Linked DNA regions of Mus musculus: region 1 is linked to region 2. The links are chromatin loops, found by intact Hi-C in ENCODE. Cell type or tissue: heart. All regions are shown on one strand. Links, peaks and the distances in the headings refer to the core of each region. The heading gives the core; the rest is flanking DNA. Region 1 overlaps Sumf1 (sulfatase modifying factor 1). Region 2 overlaps Sumf1 (sulfatase modifying factor 1).

Region 1 (9,137 bases), core at 2,720-7,719, 60 kb after region 2:
TAGAGAACAGGCTAAGTTAAAAGTCCAGAAATGGAAGTATCAACTTGAAACTCTGGCGTATCTTCTCTAAGCTCTGCTCACAGAAGAGGCACTGCAGAGGCACTAACATGCCCTGTAGAGAGACCCAGAAACCCTCCTGCCTCAAGATGCAGTTGTGATTTGAACAGAGAGCATTCTTCCAGCCTCGTGGGTCTGAACACGTGGTCCCCAGCTGGGAGTGCTACTTGGGAGGTTATTGAACCTTCACAGGGTGGAGGCTTGCTGGAGGAAGTGCATCAGAGGGCAGACTTGGAGGTTATTAGCCTGGTCCCACTTACTCTCTCTCTGCTCCCTGTGTGCGGATACAGTGTGATAAGCCAGTTTCCTGCTCCTGTCACCATGCCATAGTGGACTCTTCCCTCTGAAACTTTAGGACAAAATAAAGTCTCCCCCAGTCCCCGACTTGCTTTTTGTTTGGACATTCTATCACAGCCATAAAAAAGAAACTATCGCAGAAACCAAGGCTTCTTACAGCAAAAGATAACACTAGTCTGCAGTCAGGACAGATACTACCATCAGAAAAACCAAAGAAGCCACAAAGAACTCCTAGGCTCAGTTAAAAAGGACCTAGAACAAGGGTGACGAGTGACTTACAAATAAGAACAAAGTTCCTTTATGGGCTCATGAAAACAACTTAAAATTAGCCTGTAGGGATGGTTACACAACTCTAAAAATATACCAAACCAACACTGAATTGTACACTTAAAAAGGTGAATTGTACAAACTACATCTCAATGCAACTGTTTAAAGCAGGAGGAGGGAACATAACAGGACCTACAAGAACTTCAAAAGACATCAATCTGTGCTCAAAAATAGCAACGTGTGGCTTTCAAAACAGATCATGGCTCTAAGTGAATGAAATCTGTAGCAGGTTTAAATCCATAAACTCTTAAAGATTTTTTTTTGAAAAAACGGTAGGTTACATATATCTATGGTTGCATCAAAGTTATAGAGAACTAAATCCACATATGCACAAACGAATACACATAAAACCATGACCGCAGATGAAGAGACGGAGGTTGTATCACAGCCATTTCTAGCTGTGAACTGAAAAAGTTAAACTAGATAATTTTACCACAGGAAACTCAGTAAGGACACGCCCTTTCTTACAACTCCCTAGAAAATATTACTATCTTTAAAGATTTTGTTTGGGGTTGTTTTCTGTTTATTTATTTGTTTGTTTAAGGTGGATTTTTATGCAACCAAGGATAGTCTTGAACTTATTATGTAGCCAAAATTAGCACTGATCCAATACTCCTGCCTCAGTTTCCTAATTGCAGAGATCACAAATGTGTGCTAATATGTCCAAATAAGAAATAAAATTTCTAAGTTAAAAAAAAATACTATTTCTTTCTTTTTATTCCTACACCAGGGCAACAGGAACTAGAAAATTGCAACACTGAATATGGTAGGTTTGAACACAACGTATAGTTGAATCTTATAAAAAGTAAGAAAGGTAAAGACTGAAATAAAATTAATTTACATAGGATAGGCATGAAAACACACACCTTGAAAGGAAAACAAAATCAGTAAAATAAAATAAAAATGAATAAAATAGAATGTTTTGTTTTAATAGAAATTCATGGATTTAAACATGTTATGGATTCCTTGGAATCATGATCTTTTCTGAAGGCCACACGTCACTGCTTTTGAACACAGGAAGCCTTTTCAAGTTCATGGCTAGGTGATACAGATCAGTGGTAGGATGCTTACCTAGCATTCAGGAGGCTCTCAGTTCCAGCCTAGTGTCTCGCTCCATCTGTCTCTGTCTGTCTATCTCTCCATCTAACTCTCTACCTCTGCTCTCTCTCTCTCTCTCTCTCTCTCTCACTCACGCACACACATACACACACACACACACACACACACACATACACACACACAAAGGAGTTTCCATTTAATCACACACCTACCTAGTAGTATGTGAGAAGTAGATCTAGCCACCTTTGATTCACTTCTTTCTATGTTTTATTTTATGTGTATGGGTATGTTGCCTCCATATATGTCTGTGCACATGCTCAACAGAGACCAGAAGAGAGTATCAGATCCCCTTGGACTGGACTTAGGATGGTTGTTAACACACATGTAGGAACTGAGAATTGAACCTGGGTCCTCTAGAAAAGCAGGCAGTGTTCTTAACCACTTAGCCATTTTTCTCGGCCACTAATTCATTTCCTTAAAGCTAGTAAACAATCACACATTTACCTGTCGTTCTGTGTAACCTGTAGCAATGTTAAGAAAACAGCAGTGGGAGGAACTATCACTTTATTAAAGTATCCATCAATAAACTAAAAAAAAAAAATCTAGGCTCTCATCATCTACAATCCCAGTAAATTCATAGACAGAGCCACTCAGCATAGCATCAGCTGATATGAAAAAAAAAAGATGACGAGATAGACATTAGCTGCTTCCTGCTAACGCAGTGGCTTTCAACCTTCCTAAAGCTGCGACACTTTAACACACTTCCTCATGTCATGGTAACCCCCAACCATAAAATCACTCAGTTGCTACTTTATAACTGTAATGTTGCTACTGTTTTGAATTGTAGTGTAAATATCTGATATGCAGGATATATGATATGCTGCCCTGTGGGATCAAGACCCACAGGTTGAGAACCACGGTGCTAGGGGAGGCCATCACTGTGATATTCATGACACAGGTACACCGTGAATTTGATCACACTTTAGAGCACAGCTACCATCTGCAGGGAACACAGGCAACAGGTGAACTGTACTGAAGCCATCAATCAGCAAAATCCATACTGAGAAAGTCTACAAGCTGGCTCTGTGCTCTTTGGAGGGTAAAATTAATGAAAAGATAAAAGGGGGTGCGATGGGAAGCATACTAGCAATGCTTTCAAGCAAAATCTCTTTGAAGGGCATGAGTCTACTTAAGGTCTAGCCCTAGGTGACAACACTATAATGAGCATAAGGAAGAACCCACTTGGGTGGGAGAGGGCTGCTGGGGCAGGCAGCAAATCAGGTTCCTGATCTAGGTTTCAGGGACAAGTGTGCTCCACCTCAGGATAATGTCCTAGGTAACACATTTAAATCAGGTGACTTTCTATATTTGTGTTTTATTAAACACCAAAAAAAATGACAGTTCATATTACTAGTGTAAACCAGTATAAACAGAATATAACTCTGAAAATAACCACATAAACACAATTACTACATTATTTTTATCAGGTACTACAGCTTCAGCAAGATTCCTACACCTCTTTTTTTATGCTCAAAACAAACTAGTGTGAAATGTTAGGGACATGGCAGAACTCAAAGGAGCCTTTCTTTTGGCTTAAGGCCTAAAGATGCATGAGAGGGGGAGGTTACTGTAACTCCTGGGGCTCTCCCTCTGTCTCATCCATTCTTTTTTTTTTTTTTAAAGATTTATTTATTTTTATTATATATAAGTACACTGTAGCTGTCTTCAGACACTCCAGAAGAGGGAGTTAGATCTCATTACAGATGGTTGTGAGCCACCATGTGGTTGCTGGGATTTGAACTTCGGACCTTCGGAAGAGCAGTCGGGTGCTCTTACCCACTGAGCCATCTCACCAGCCCTGTCTCATCCATTCTTAAAGGCGACCTAACGTCATCTCATGGACATCTTACATCCAACCTTATAGAAATGTGAAGTTACAAAGGTGCTGATGAGTAGAGGCAAGTCAGGCCAACAGGGAAATGACAAAAGGTCCTCCCAGATCAACAGACTTCTTTACTTACTCAACCTTTTCAAAACAACCTTAAAAGGTTTGCTTTTCCATTATAAGCATTTAAGCATGCGACCAACCCTGCAGCCAGGTGAGAGGCGCTTGTCCTCATCCTAGCTACAGCACACACACCTTCACTCTGACTCAGGACACCTCTGGAGCCTTCAATGCTCCACCTCTGCCTTCATGCCTGACATGTTAGTGGTTCCTAAGAGACATGAGGTCTTCCATCAGAAAGCCAAATCGCAGAAACAGGAGCACACGGGCTTCCTCATCTGAACCCCGTATCTTAAAACAGGAGCCACCCCTCTCGATGCTTGCTGGGCCATCACCACTACCCTAAGTTGAACACAGATGCTTGTAAAAAAAAAAAAAAAAGCCAGTGGAGGTAGGGCTGCCAGCTTATATAAGAGACAATATTGACTGGAAAACTGGAATCCAAAAAGAGTTCAATCTTATCATTTAAACATTTACTAAAACAAGCAAGGAAATTGGCCTGACTCGCCAGAATACCATTTGAGACCACGTCCTAATTACTCCGTCTCCCCCTACCCCAACCTGGGCTACAATAATTGGAACACAAAGAGAAAGCATGAGCCCAAAGGGGCTCATTTCCTGATGCCGCTACTCCCAGGACAGGACACAGTGAAGCCAACACTTCAGGCTGAAGCTCAGGCAGGACTTTTTGTTATTTTATGATTTTTATTGGGGAGAGGGGGTTGGGGGGGTGGTGCCTGCCTGTAACTCTGTGCACCACAAGCTTGCAGTGCCTGTGGGGGCCAGAAGAGGGCATCATATCCCCCAGAACTAAGGTTAATAGATGGCTGTGAGCCTGCATGTCAGTATGAACAGAACACAAGTCCTCTGCAAGAGCAGCCAGTGCTCATAACCACTGAGCTATCTCTCCAGCCCCCAGGCATAAATTATTTAAAGGTAACTTGCATAAAAGAGGAAGATTAAGGTAGGATTTCTTTATCTTCACCCTCCATGTCTGTCCTCTTTGAATTGGCAGGCCCTCAAGGCCCACTCTCTGTCTCCTGCTCTTCAGTCTCTGCCCACTGTGAGAACTCTCAATATCGCAGCTAACCTCGTTTTCTCTTGTTTTTACATATCCATGAGATATACACAAGCAGATATTATTTACAGACCTGCTAAATTGCCTGACCAAAGAATCCCAAGTTCTTTCTGACACACGGTACTTACAGAGCCTAGTCAATGGCCTCGATGTCTGAGAAAAACAGACTTAATTCACACCCCTGTATGCTCTGTACATGATGGCATGGCCCTTCCTCTAAGGACTAGTTAGTTCCCAGCCCCCATCTGCTATGAACAGCCACAGCAAAGGTATTCCTTCCACGGACTTGAGTTTGCACAGAGGAATTCATGAATACTTATGAAACTCTAGGTCCACACCAGCCCCTGCCAAGATCAAGACTTTGAAAACAGAAGTCTGTAGCTCTCATTTATCCTCCATTCTAAAAATGGCTGCAAGTAAAACACAAAGTACAGGGCTGAATTCTACTCTGCAGTGCAGTGTCGCTCGCTCTAAGGGACAGGCAGAAACTAAACATCTTCCTGGGCCTGTACATTTTCAGCCAGAGAAGGTACCCTGGCCCATGGACCTGTGACTCAGAGAGTGGGAGAATGGCTAGGCACCAGTCGGGAGAGGAAGGTAGTACTTATGTTTCTGATGAGAGCTTATTTAAACATCACTTACTGCCTGGTGGATATGCGTTTTCACTTGCTCGCTCAACATGCCTTCAAAGACGAAAGAGTCTCCAAACTTCTCAGCCTATAAGGAGAGTAAAAAAGAAAAAGCCAGAAAATGTTAGAGTCAGGGCATCCAGGGTGCCATTTTCTTCACAATGCTACTATGGTGATTCTTCCTATCCAAGTAAATGCGAGTTTTCCCAAAATGTCTTGAAAGTATCTAAGTTCCTCTTAAAGAAGGTTCATGTACCTCAAGAGACTGTTTTCATGTGAGACCAGATTAGCTGATAAGACTGCCGGCTGCACAAGATTAGATTCTAAGAAGATGAACGACCCATGGAAGGAAACATATTTCTCCCAATATTGTAAATAACTCTGAGAAATGACTTTATTTAGTAGATGTAATACTACACAAGTAAGCTGTTTGTTCTCTGCCCTGCTCCTGGGATCTGCCTAAAAGAATTAAACGGCACTGATGGCTGGTTCTCTGATACGCTCTATGTGTTTACAGTTGTCATGGGCCAATCTAAGCGTCAGGTGGAAATTTATATTTTAAACAGTTCTTAACAGTGGTATCACAAACATTCATTGATATCTGCTCTGAAAGTGGGATCCCTTGTCCCTTACTTCCTGTGACTCTACTGTTCAGTTTTCCTCCTACATAGTCCACTGTTCTTCCAAATCCATGTAACATGAGGGCTGCCTTCCTGGGCTCCTCAGAGCTCTGCACAGGCCTGTGTGTACTTCTTTTTTTTGGGGGGGGGAGGTGCGAGTTCAAGAGAGGGTTTCCAGGACAGAGCCCTGGCTGTCCTGGAACTCACTCTGTAGACCAGGCTGGCCTCGAACTCAGAAACCCACCTGCCTCTGCCTCCTGAGTGCTGGGATTAAAGGCCTGCACCACCACTGCCTGGCCTGTGTGTACTTCTTACACTAGGCCAGCAACTCCCTAGGTTATCCAGTTGAGCTCACACAGCAGCTTGCTAAGACTTAAACTGCTGCTCACCAACCCCAGAGATTCTAATTGTGGAGCTGGAAGGAGGCCAGAGCAAACTGCCTCTGTTAAATGTAGTGGTTCTACCACAACAAGCTCAAAAGAAATGCACAGAGCTCCCCCGTCTCTTCACGTCAACCAAGACCAGTACTTGGAATGTCCCCAGTGTCCCCTTCCAAACCTATCCTCACCAGATAAAGTTAACTGAGTCCTGACCCCTATACATCAGGTCAGAGCTTCCAGACTGTTCTTACTGACCAGAGATAAGTTTTCTTCACCCCTGATAGTATCTGTGTGTTCCTAGTGATACCATGATGCCTAGCAACCAAAGCCACTTAGTCACTCATCCTTCTCTATGGATAGCGTGGTTCCCATGCTCATTCTCAGAGACTTTCCATTCTCCCCTGCTGGCTAGTCGTCCAGAAGAACTATGCTCTGTAAAGCCTTCCTTTCTTACAACTCCTCTAGGGCTGGAGATATGGCTTAGTGGTTAAAGCATGAACTATCAGGATCTTCTCTGACCAAGCAAGAGCCAAGTATGGCTACACACATCTATGATCCCAGTGCTAGAGGCTTGGGAGGCAGAGCTAGGTAGATTCTGGCCCACTGGTCTGTCAGTCTAGCCACAAGTGCATTCTTCAGGTTCAAACAGAGACTCTTTCACAAAATAGAGTGGAATTCCAGCAGTCCGAAACTACCAGGACCTCTAACTCCATGAGATCCAACACCTCGCCTGGCCTCTATGGTCACCTATTCTCCCTCTCTCTCTCTCTGCCACTCTCTGTCTCTCTCTCCCTACCTCTCCCCTTACTCCTCTCTCTTTAAGTTAGATTATAAATTGATTTAAGAATATGAAACAAAAAGAATAGAGACTTTAGCTTACTACAAATATCTACAACCAAAATTTACAACCACTTGGTATATTTTAGGAAATTCCAAAGAAATGAGGCGGTGCAGAACTGAACCCAAATGCTGGTTTACCTTTGACATTCACTCTCAAATGAATTTTTTAAATATAAAAGAGGAGGTGTTAGGGGACAATTTTTTTAAGTTGGGTCCCCACAAACTGAATAAAAGGGTAAAGTTTTCAAGATAAAAGGGGACAGGATTTAGGAACCAAGAACATTTGAGATTCTCACAGAAACAATCATCAACTAGAAAATCAACCCCCTTGCACGGATCCGGTGACCCCTGGAAAAGGCTGCTGAGTCACCCACACACTGGGATAAAGCCACAGGACGAGATGCTGCACTGGAGCCCTGCACATTTACGAAGTGTGTAACGCCTATGGGACAGGCAATCTGAGGTGCTGAGGAGAATGTCCTGCCATCTGTGTTCTCAGAAAGCCTAGTGAGCAGCAGCCCTGTCAGGTGGATTAAAACACTAACTACCACAGTACCACGGAGGGTTGGGAGCAGGGCTGTGGTCCACGCTGCTTGCAATCATTGAGTAGTAGTATGGTTAGGTTGTATCAGTGTTGACTCACAGCTTGGTACATCACGGAGCTGCTGGGAGAAGTTAGATTAAAGAAAAGAAAAAAAGTGCCCATCACAGTGCTGGGCACAAAGTGTTCAGTGTTTCTAGCTATTAAACCTTCTTGAGTGTTCTAGAAAACAGCCAGTTTTCCCTCCCATCCGCAAGCCCATACCTCTGTCAAATAGCCAGTCGAGTTCACAAACTTCTCAAAATCCGCATTGCTGACTTCATAGGCGTCCATGTAAAAGCCATCAACAGTGACTCTCCTGGCAGGGGCTTCTCCATCCTGCCTGATCTGAGGATCATCAGTGCCCATTGTGAATACTCCAGCAGGAATGGGGACCATCTGCAATGAAAGGGCAAACATGGGGCATCACGCATCAAAAGCAAAGTGCATCTGTGTGGGCCGCAAAGCTCTCAGCGCTTATCAAGCGCCCACTGCTTAAAACCCCCCACCACAGAAATTTTTGCAAAACTAACAAGATCAAGGTCGTGGGAGATGATCCACCAGGAAAGTGCTTGCTGCACGGTCACAGGGACCCGAGTATGGATCCTTAGCAGCCATAAAAGGCATGTATGGTGGCTCAGATCTGTAACCCCAGTAGTGGTGGGGATGCAGGGTCAGAGGCAGGAGGATTCCAAGGGCTCAATAGCCAGCAAGTCTGACTGAATCAATGATCTCAAGGTTCAGTGATAGATGCTCCTCAGAAATAAAATAACAAAATGGAGAAGCAACTGAGAAAGAGAGCTAATGTCAACCTCAGGCCCCCACTTATGCATTTATTTCTGTGTACCCACACATACAAACCACCACACACACACACTTGCAAAATCACTCCACATGTTAATGACAGTGAATCACAAGTCAGAGAAAGAAGGGAAAATCCTTCTGGGAAATGATCTTTCTAGTTGAACCTCACAACAGATCTGGACATATAAAGGACACAGGTCTGGAAAAACTGCAATAGTGAACTAAGGAGGTAAGGGAAAACTGTACTCTTTCCTACTTAAAGATTTTATCTTTTTTTTTTTTTTAATGTACGTGTGGGTGTCTGTGTCATGGTTCCTGTGCATGTAAGCTCATGGGTGGGACACCTGTGAGGACCGAGGGTGCTGGATGCCCTGGAGCCAGAGTTACAACCAGTGGTGAACAGGGCAGCCCACCTGCTTGCTATTCCAGGCCCAGGAGGTGGAAAGACGGGGCCGTCCTCA
Region 2 (9,137 bases), core at 2,000-6,999:
GCGAGACAGTTCCTTTGGCCACTGGGTGGACATGGAATCCTCCGTAGATGGGAATACTTTACATGAGATCAGTTCAGATTTCCAGGGGAGGCCAGCTGCGAGTAAGAAACGCCTTCTTGAATCTGGAAAAGCTCCTCTTGGCTGTCAGTCTGCGGTGGGCAGGTGGTCGGCTGCACATCGGAATCCCAGGTTGGATGCAGAGCTATCTGGTGTGTTCTGGCTTCGAGCTGCACAGCGGTACCTATAGCAATAGGACTATAACAGATAACATGCCGTAAGAGATCCTGGAACCCTTGGCTTAGGGCTTACGTTAGTTACAGCTTCACAAAAATACCTGGTACAGAGAACTCAGAGCTACCTGAAGGAAGAGCTGCTCCTGAAATGCCTTCTTAAGATATTCTGTGTGCTGTACGCTTGGCAAAAGACAGCAGAGCATATTCAAAGAGTCAGCCAGCCAGTATCTTTTACCTTAGAAGTAGCACCTACATATGACAGAAAGGCCACCACCACTTATAACACCCCCCAAAATATCAGTAACCTTCCATGGTTATCCATGTGATTGTCTAGTCAGCAGGCTACCATAAAGTAAGAATCATGTTTGTGTATGTATGTGTGTGTGTGTGTGCATGCAGTATCATCTAACCTATATAATCATATGCTAAAAAAAAGACTAAAAGACCCATGAGATTATAACATGCACACACTCACAATCATTATCCTTTAATGCACAGCTTCTAATTTTTGGCATATTATATCAATTTTTAACATTATAAGAAGAGATATAGCTGGGCAGTGGTGGCACACACCTTTAATCCCAGCACTTGGGAGGCAGAGGCAGGTGGATTTCTGAGTTCGAGATCAGCCTGGTCTACAGAGGGAGTTCCAGGACAGCCAGGGCTGCACAGAGAAACCCTGTCTCAAAGGAAAAAAAAAAAAAAAAAAGAACAGATATAAATGGCAACAAAAAGATTAATAACAGAACCAAATATCATGGGATAATAGACATACTGGCAAAAAAAAGTTATCATAGGAACTTAAAATATATGAAAAGCTGTTGGAAAATCACTTTCTTCCCAATACCTCAGAATTTTAAATCACAGTAATAATAACACTATACGTTAGGGTTTGGATTACTTCATTCTAATTGTGAAAGAGCAGAGAATAAATGCTCACACAAAATGGGCATTGCTTTCCTAGGACATATTCAGCATGGTATCAGGCACTTTTCTCTGCTATTTTGATTGTAAACGCCCAGGCAAGTGGAACAAGTTACAGAAGGTGACACAAGTGTTAAAGGAAGCAGGATTCCACTCTGAACAAACTGTAGTGTGCTTCCTTTCTTAGCAAGTCTAGACTTCTGGTGCAAAGGGTACCGTCCATTTCATGTCTTCTTCTACCACTAACACACAGCCTGCTCACACACATCCACACAAACATACAGGACACGTATCTGTGGACTACTAGCACAGCATCTTAAACCTGCAAGATTCCAAAATAACCATGCATGGAACTCTTGCGAAGGTCATTCTCCAGGTCAAAAATAGCATGAAATAAGAACAGACTAGTCATCCTGGAAGCCATGAGCGTCAGCCAAGATTTAGCCCATTGAACCCACTGCTGCCAGCTGGTAAAAGACACTTCAAAAAGAATCATGGACAAGTTGGGAACTCACACACAAGAGATAATTTGTGGGAAGGGAAAAAAAATAGGTCAGCATGCAAGACATTTTTTTTAAATTCCTATTATTTCTTTTCTTTCACAAAAAGTCAGATGCTTCTAATCTCCATAAAAATTATCTTTGAGGCTGACATGGAAATTCTCTGGTGCATTTTCCCCACGGGGAAAAAAAAAGGAAGGCATAATGCTCTATCTTCTATAGATAATAAAACAATAGCAACCAGTTCTCCGTGTGGAGAGTGAGGGACAGAATGTACTCCCAATCTCAGGTCGACAGACAGAAGATGAAGCTTGAATGTGCTTGAAATAATAAGGTGATGCCTCCGCATCTGTGTGATTGGCATCAACAGAAGCTTCCCAATGTCTGGCAGGAACTGTGTGAGGAGACAGGAGAATCCTCAGCACAGGCACCAGACTGCTGAGAAATGACAGGACGCCTCTAGGAAACCACACACATGCAGTGAATTCCACACTGCAGCCAAGGTCAAGCTCAAGGAGGGTGGGGGTGGGGGCACACTGAATACTCTGGCAGTCTTATCCCGAGAAGGGGCCACACACGATGAAAACAACCAAGCACCCATCTCCTGACTGTATACACCAGGAGAACATGCCCAGGTCTAGGCGTGGTCCTGGCCTGGCTTCTTGGAGGCCACAGACAGATGAGAAAACAATGAGTATGCATCAAAAATTTACCAACAGCCTTGAGCTAAGTTAGTCATTAGGGTCACTTGCAGTGTGTCAATGTCTCTAGGAAGGCCTAGGTGACACACATGGTTCTCAGAATGAACTTGTGATGATTAACGCTGTCAATTTGATAGGATCTAGAATCACCAAAGAATAACATTTGCCCAGGCCTGTGAGGGATTATTTTGATCAGGTTAACAAATGTGGGAAGACCCAACCTAAATACCAGTGGAATCGGTCCCTATGTTACAGCTGTAGACTACATAAAAAGAAGAAAGCTAGCTGGACCCCAGCACTTGTTCCTCTCTGATTCCTGACTATGGATACAATGTGACTGGCTACCTTAAGCTATAAGCATTATGACTTCCATGTCATGATAGACTACCATGGCACTGTTAGCCAAAATAAACATTTTCTTTCATAAGCTGCTTTTAAGTTATTTATTCTGTTTGTGTGCTGCATACTCCAGTTATCCAATGACACTCATCAGTCCTGGAATATACTTCCTTCCACCCACCAATCTTCTCACTGGCCCTTAGGTTGCCTTAACCAAGGTATTTTATCACAGCAACAAGATAAGTAACTAATACTCTGGGAACAGACAGACATATAGACAAACAGAAAGAGAAAGCGAGAGAAGAAGAAGAAGAGAGAAAAAGGGGAGGAGAGAGAGGAGGAGGGGGGAGAGACAGACAAACAGACTGAAGAGGTTGTCCAAATACCCCTCCTAGGCTATACCCAGACATCCAGACATCTGCTTCCATGGTGCTTCTGTGGTCCTCAGGGTACATTTCTAACAAGCTTCCCATCCCTCATCAACCCCTGGGGGACACTTTGAATAGCAGCAATTTATTTATTTATTTATTTATTTATTTATTTATTTTGAGATTAAACTTCAAATCTTCTTTTTACTAGATACTGTCTTTGTTTAAATTTCAAATTTTATCTCCTTTCCTACTTAGCAATTTGTAAAGGAGGATGGCAGGCAGATTACGGGGCTAAAGAGTGGTACCAGAAGCACAAAAAGGGCAAAAATTAGGCAAAACAACAGCAGAATCTACATAGCCTGATCACATCATGGCAAGGTTCTACTAAATATATGAGTGCTTGTAGTATGGCAGCTGCAATTTCAGGCATGAGGAATGCAATCAGAGCAGACAGACAAGGAACCTGTTATCAGAGGGCTGCCACTTAAAGGGAGGAGTCAGACTGCAAACTGGCTGGAGCATTCAACACTGCTCCCAGCAGTGGTCAGCTCTGAAGAAAGGAAAAGTGGGGAGGGACAACTGTAAGCAACAGTGGCTGCTGTTTAGAGGGTGGTTTGGAAAAGACTCTCTGAGAAGGAGTTGAGATGCCCAAAGAACTGGAAAACTGGAATTCCAGAGAAAATTAGCCAAAGATGGTTAATGTAAAAAGCAAGCTATGTGAGCAGAGAAATAACCAGAATCACACCACCATGTCCACTGTCTGAGGAGGTTGGGCTCAGAACAAGTGAAAGTTGTAATAAACATTTTGCTAATCTTTTGACCAGCAAGGAAAAAAACCCCAATCTCAGTGGTTATTTAACCTTAGGCAGAGCCTTCCAGAATCTGTCCTCACTGATAAAATAAAGCCGGCCATAAAAGTGCATAAGAACACTCGTCTTGGCCTGGAGACTGGGCTCACTGTTCGACACGTGCCTACCACGAGCAAGCAATCCTCAGCACGGCAAAAATGGAAACACCAAAACAAAGCCCTCCCAAAGAAACCAACAAACCAGTCTGCAGAGCAAGCAGTACAAATGCTTTCCTTTGGGGACACACACTCTGTCACTGAGCCTTGTCCTCACAGAAACGAGCATCACTGTCCCGCTTAGATCAGGCCTCTGAGATTCTGAGTTGTCTGCAGGGAAGATGACACACACCTCTTCCAGCTCCAGCTGTGGGTACACGTGAGCTACCTGGATGGCAGGAGCAGGTTACATGCTGGCTGAAGCACAGCTGGAGGACAGCGCTGAGGCTAAGGCACGGGACTGCCGTGCTCCTTGCATGGATTATTCTGTATGCTACAGGAGCCAGGCTGCAGCAGCGCTGGTGACCTTTTAGTGCCTGCTCAGAACAGTGTTGAAAGGATTCTGCATCTATGACACAAGACACTAGAAAACGACTGGTGATATACAAAGTGTTATTATGACCATAATTGAAAATCTGGAGTATAACACAAAATAATTCAATTTTGAAAAATACTTTATTAAAGTATATGAAACTCATGGCAGAATACCATCTAATACTTTTCTCCAAGACATAAGATATCTGATTTTTCATTGCCATCTTTCTCATTTTATTTCTTTTCTGAATTTTATGCAATGAAATTGTTTTGTTTGTATACCAAAACACTTTCAAGAAAATCAGCAACCACTAAAGGTTTTACTACTGGGTCACAGCAGTGCCTGAGGCCTTCCATTAACCAAATAACTATGAAAATCTGAATCCAAAAAAGAAAGCCTCACCATACACGTGGTGAGGGGATGGGCACATCACTTGGTGGTAAAGCACTTCCCCAAGCGGTAGGGTGCATGTGCTCTTGCCCGTACACACACACACACACACACACACACACACACACACACACACAAGCATGCTGAGAGCTCAGGCCCAGCACTTGCAAAGAGTCAATTCATGCTACTATCATTCTACTTACACACATCCATTCACTCAGAAAATATGTATTAATAAGTAGTTCTCTTAAACTTCAATAATGGGTCACTAATGAGACACAATTAAAGAGCAAATGTCCTGGTTATGAATGTTCTGGTTGTTCTTTATAGATTTCTACTTCTATTTTCAGCATGAAAAGTGGTTCTTAAAGGAAGTTAGGTCTTTGGGTGGCTGGAAAATGGGTCATTCTATTAATTAAGAACGGGAGTAGAAGGAGGGACCTGTTTCAGCCTGATTTCATCAAAATGGCTAATTACTCTGTAAAAGTGACCTCAGTATCTGTGCTAAGGATGTGCTCTTAGCTCAGGAACCAATCCAGTTAAGATAATGACCTACCACCCTGGAGGCTTCAACTCAAGTGGGACAGAAATATGGTTTCCATGAGAGGAAAACTGTTTCTCAGATAAAGGGCATTTTTAAGGCAGTTGTATCTCATAGGAAATCAGTCTCAGGAAGCCGGTACCAGAACCTAGGACGTACCATTGCTCTTTCAAATGACACTAGACCAAGTCCTTTGTCATTCTGGTAGAAGGGTAGCACTGATACTGAGAACTGGAATGAAGATCCTACATTGGAATGTTAGGTATCAACCAAACAACACCAAGAACCAAAGTCTATACTTGAGTACTTAGTATGTGAACTGTTCCCTCAACTCAACATATACTGACTCTGTGCATTCTTCCAATAACCCTATGAGAAAGATATAAATAGCATGTGCATTACACACATGAGGAAAACCCAAGGCCAAGAGACATGAATGGTGTGCCTAAGGCCACATCATGTGAGCGGCAGATCAGGGAATGGTAGCCTATGCTCTTAACTGGTTGCTGTACTACCTCAAAACCTCTTTCGTGTCTCCATCTCCTTCCTGTAACTTAGTCACACTGTTAAAAACTAGGAATGAGGGGTCTGGAGAGATGGCTCAGCAGTTATAAGCACTTATTCCCAGAGAACCCAGGTTTGATTCCAAGAACCCACATGGTGGCTCACAACTACTAGTAACTCTAGTGCCAGGGGATCCAATGATCTCTTCTTGCCTCCATGGCACTGAGAATACAAGTGGTATGCAGACATCCATGTAGGTACAACACCATACTACACACACACATAAACACACATACATACCCACAAGATTTTCTTAATTAACAAAATCACTCTCTTTTAAAAAACTAGACATAATTATTAGAGTTTACTTTAACAATGCAAAATGACCTTGATTTATGACCAAAAGTATATTACCTTCTAGTCAGAGAATTTTACATATTAATATAGGGCTGGAGAGATGGCTCAGTGGTTAAGGATATTGGTTGCTTTTCTAAAGGCCCTGGGTTCAATTTCCAGAACCTACATGGTAGCTCATAACTCTCTATAACTCTAATGGTATTCAACACACAAGTTTTACACAGACATATGTAGATAAATTACTCAACATATAAAATAAAAACAAATATTTTAAAAATTAATTTATAACATTCTTTATGTTTCTATTTATTTATTTAGATTTTTTTCGATACAGGGTTTCTCTGTGTAGCCCTGGCTGTCCTGGAACTCACTCTGTAGACAAGGCTGGCCTCAAAATCAGAAATCTGCCTGCCTCTGCCTCCCAAGAGCTGGGATTAAAGGCATGCGCCACCACATTCTTTATATTTTAAAAATTAATTATAATATTCATTCTTCTTACTTATTTTTGGAATTGCCATTTTCTCTGGAAAAATTCTAATTTCATCCAGTTTTGTCCTTCTACTGTTCACAAGATGTACTCTACAGGTTGACTAGGAAAAGTTAATCATTAACATGGCTCTACATCAGCCACTCATTTTAAAATAGGGTCACAGATAACAAGCCTAAGGAGAGCAAAATAAAGTGATACAAACACCTTAATCCAAAAAGACAAAGAATAAAAAAGAACAGATAAAGCAAAGGAAAAAAAACAAAACCTCCAGAGACCTAATTCAAGCCCAATAATATTAATAATTTCATTAAACATAATTGGTTTAACTAATGAATGAAAAAACAGAGATTGAAATAATAAATTCAAAAATTCATATAAAAGATTTGATTATTTAAAAGACAGAATTACCAGAGTGTACCCAAGTAGAAACAGATAATCTACAAAGCCAAGCATCTATTAAACAAGAAAATTTTATCTCCATATGATTTGAGTATATCCCTGAAAGCTCTGACAGGGGTGAGGCCTACCCTTAAGTTGTTTAGAGGTGAGGGCTGTGGGGAAGGTGATTGGGATTAGAGAAAGTCATTTGGGTGGAGTCACTATGCTTGAATCTTATTGACTTTATACAAAGAGTAAGAACAATCATTATGAATGTGCACACACAAAACACTACACACACACACACACACACACACACACACACACACACACACACCATCACTTCCCATATGATGCCTTAGAAAATCTCTGGACCCAGCATGAATATAAGCACCATATGATGTTCCTCAACTTTGGAGCCTTAAAAACATAAGCCAAAAAAGTCTACTATTTTTAAGATTTATTTTATTTTTACTTATATGTGTACACTGTAGCTATCTTCAGACACAGACCAGAAAAGTACATAGAACCCCATTACAGATGGTTGTGAGCCATCATGTGGTTGCTGGGAATTGAACTTAGGTCCTCTGGAAGAGCAGTCAGTGCTCTTAATCACTAAGCCATCTCTCCAGCCCAAGTCTCTCTCTCTCTCTTTTTTTTAAAAAAAGTAATTGTTTTGGGTTTTCATTATAGTAATGAAAAAGTGGGCTAAATGCACAAGTCTAGGTCCAAATGTCTTTAAGAGGGAATTCTACCAAGCACTTCAGAAAGAAATGACGTTAATTTTACATGAACTCTTCTTTAATATTAAATATTTTTTAAAAACACCTTAAGATTCAAGACTACTTTGCAGTTAAATTTATGAACACAGCAACATACCAAAAGCACACAAAAATTACTAGGAACAACAAAAAGGTTCTACTTATCATTAACTATATGTAAAAGTTCTCAACATTCTAGAAAACTGAGTCTAAACTTTATAACACAGACAGCATATCATGACTCAGTGAAACAGTCAGCGAGAGCGCAGTGATGGCTCAGAGGTGAGACATGGTCAAGCTGGACATGGTCTGGTGCTAATGTGAGAGTCTGGGGTCCACAGGGCTTCAAACTTAGTCTTGGCTACATAGTGAGACACTGAGTCAAGAATAAATACATAAACAAACTAACAAACAAAACCAGGCAAATGGAAATCAATCATTGTACGTTATCATATTATACTGTATTAACTGACTAAAAAGGAAAAGAACACTGTTTCAACAGATGTACAAAAAGCATGTAGCAAAATCTATTTCATTGATGTTTAAAAACTTTGAATATCCTTAATGTGGTATGAAATATAACAACTACAGTAGCTCAATACTTAATTTCAAAAAATTGTTTATTTCCTATGGGACATGAGGGGCTGGGCATGATGGCACAGACCTTTAATCTCAGCACTAAGAAGGCAGAGGTGTGTGGATCCTTGTGACTTCAAGGACAGCCTGATCTATGTTGTATGTTCCAGACAAGCCAGAGATATACAGTGAGACCCCATCTCAAAGAGAGAGAGAGAGAGAGAGAGAGAGAGAGAGAGAGAGAGAGAGAGAGAGAAGAAGAAGAAGAAGAAGAAGAAGAAGAAGAAGAAGAAGAAGAAGAAGAAGAAGAAGAAGAAGAAGAAGAAGGAGAAGAAGAAGGAGGAGGAGGAGGAAGAGGAGGAGGAGGGGGAGGAGGAGGAGGAGGGAAGGAAGGAGGGAGGGATAGAGGGAGGGAGGCAGGCAGGTAGGTAGGTAGGTAGGTAGGTAGGTAGGTAGGTAGGTAGGCAGGCAGGCAAGCAAACAAACTGACAAACAGCATGAGACATGAGCCCTGTAAGGTAGATCATGTCTGTACTCCCATTTATGGGGGTTTCAGGCAGAAAGAATGCTTTGCTTGGGGAGGTGGAGACTAGCTTGCCTAGCATACCAAGCCCCTTACTCAAAATTTTTAATTAATTAATTAATTAGGACTCCATAAAGTTAAACTTATCTACATCTTATATTAATGCAGCT

Evidence for each region. Hi-C counts contacts between places; a loop is a spot of excess contacts. Peaks named below come from ENCODE experiments on the same cell type or tissue, not always from the same donor. Only the 100,000 strongest peaks of a DNase experiment are listed, where the experiment ranks them.
Region 1: it touches region 2 in a loop (2.3-fold over the local background); 2 of 42 quality-filtered maps call a loop at or near these places.

Annotation. Positions count from the first base shown.
Region 1 is chr6:108,167,891-108,177,027 of GRCm38, forward strand. It overlaps Sumf1 (sulfatase modifying factor 1), which reads right to left. Exons shown (of 9, transcript NM_145937.3): 2 at 8,098-8,271; 3 at 5,466-5,540. Among named protein-coding and RNA genes, the nearest start is that of Sumf1, 13 kb to the right of the region's middle. In heart, for the core only: no CTCF peak of the experiment used is centred there; no DNase peak of the experiment used is centred there.
Region 2 is chr6:108,108,332-108,117,468 of GRCm38, forward strand. It overlaps Sumf1 (sulfatase modifying factor 1), which reads right to left. Exons shown (of 9, transcript NM_145937.3): 9 at 1-255. The coding sequence ends at 145. Among named protein-coding and RNA genes, the nearest start is that of Setmar, 48 kb to the left of the region's middle. In heart, for the core only: no CTCF peak of the experiment used is centred there; no DNase peak of the experiment used is centred there; H3K27ac peaks cover 2,427 bases.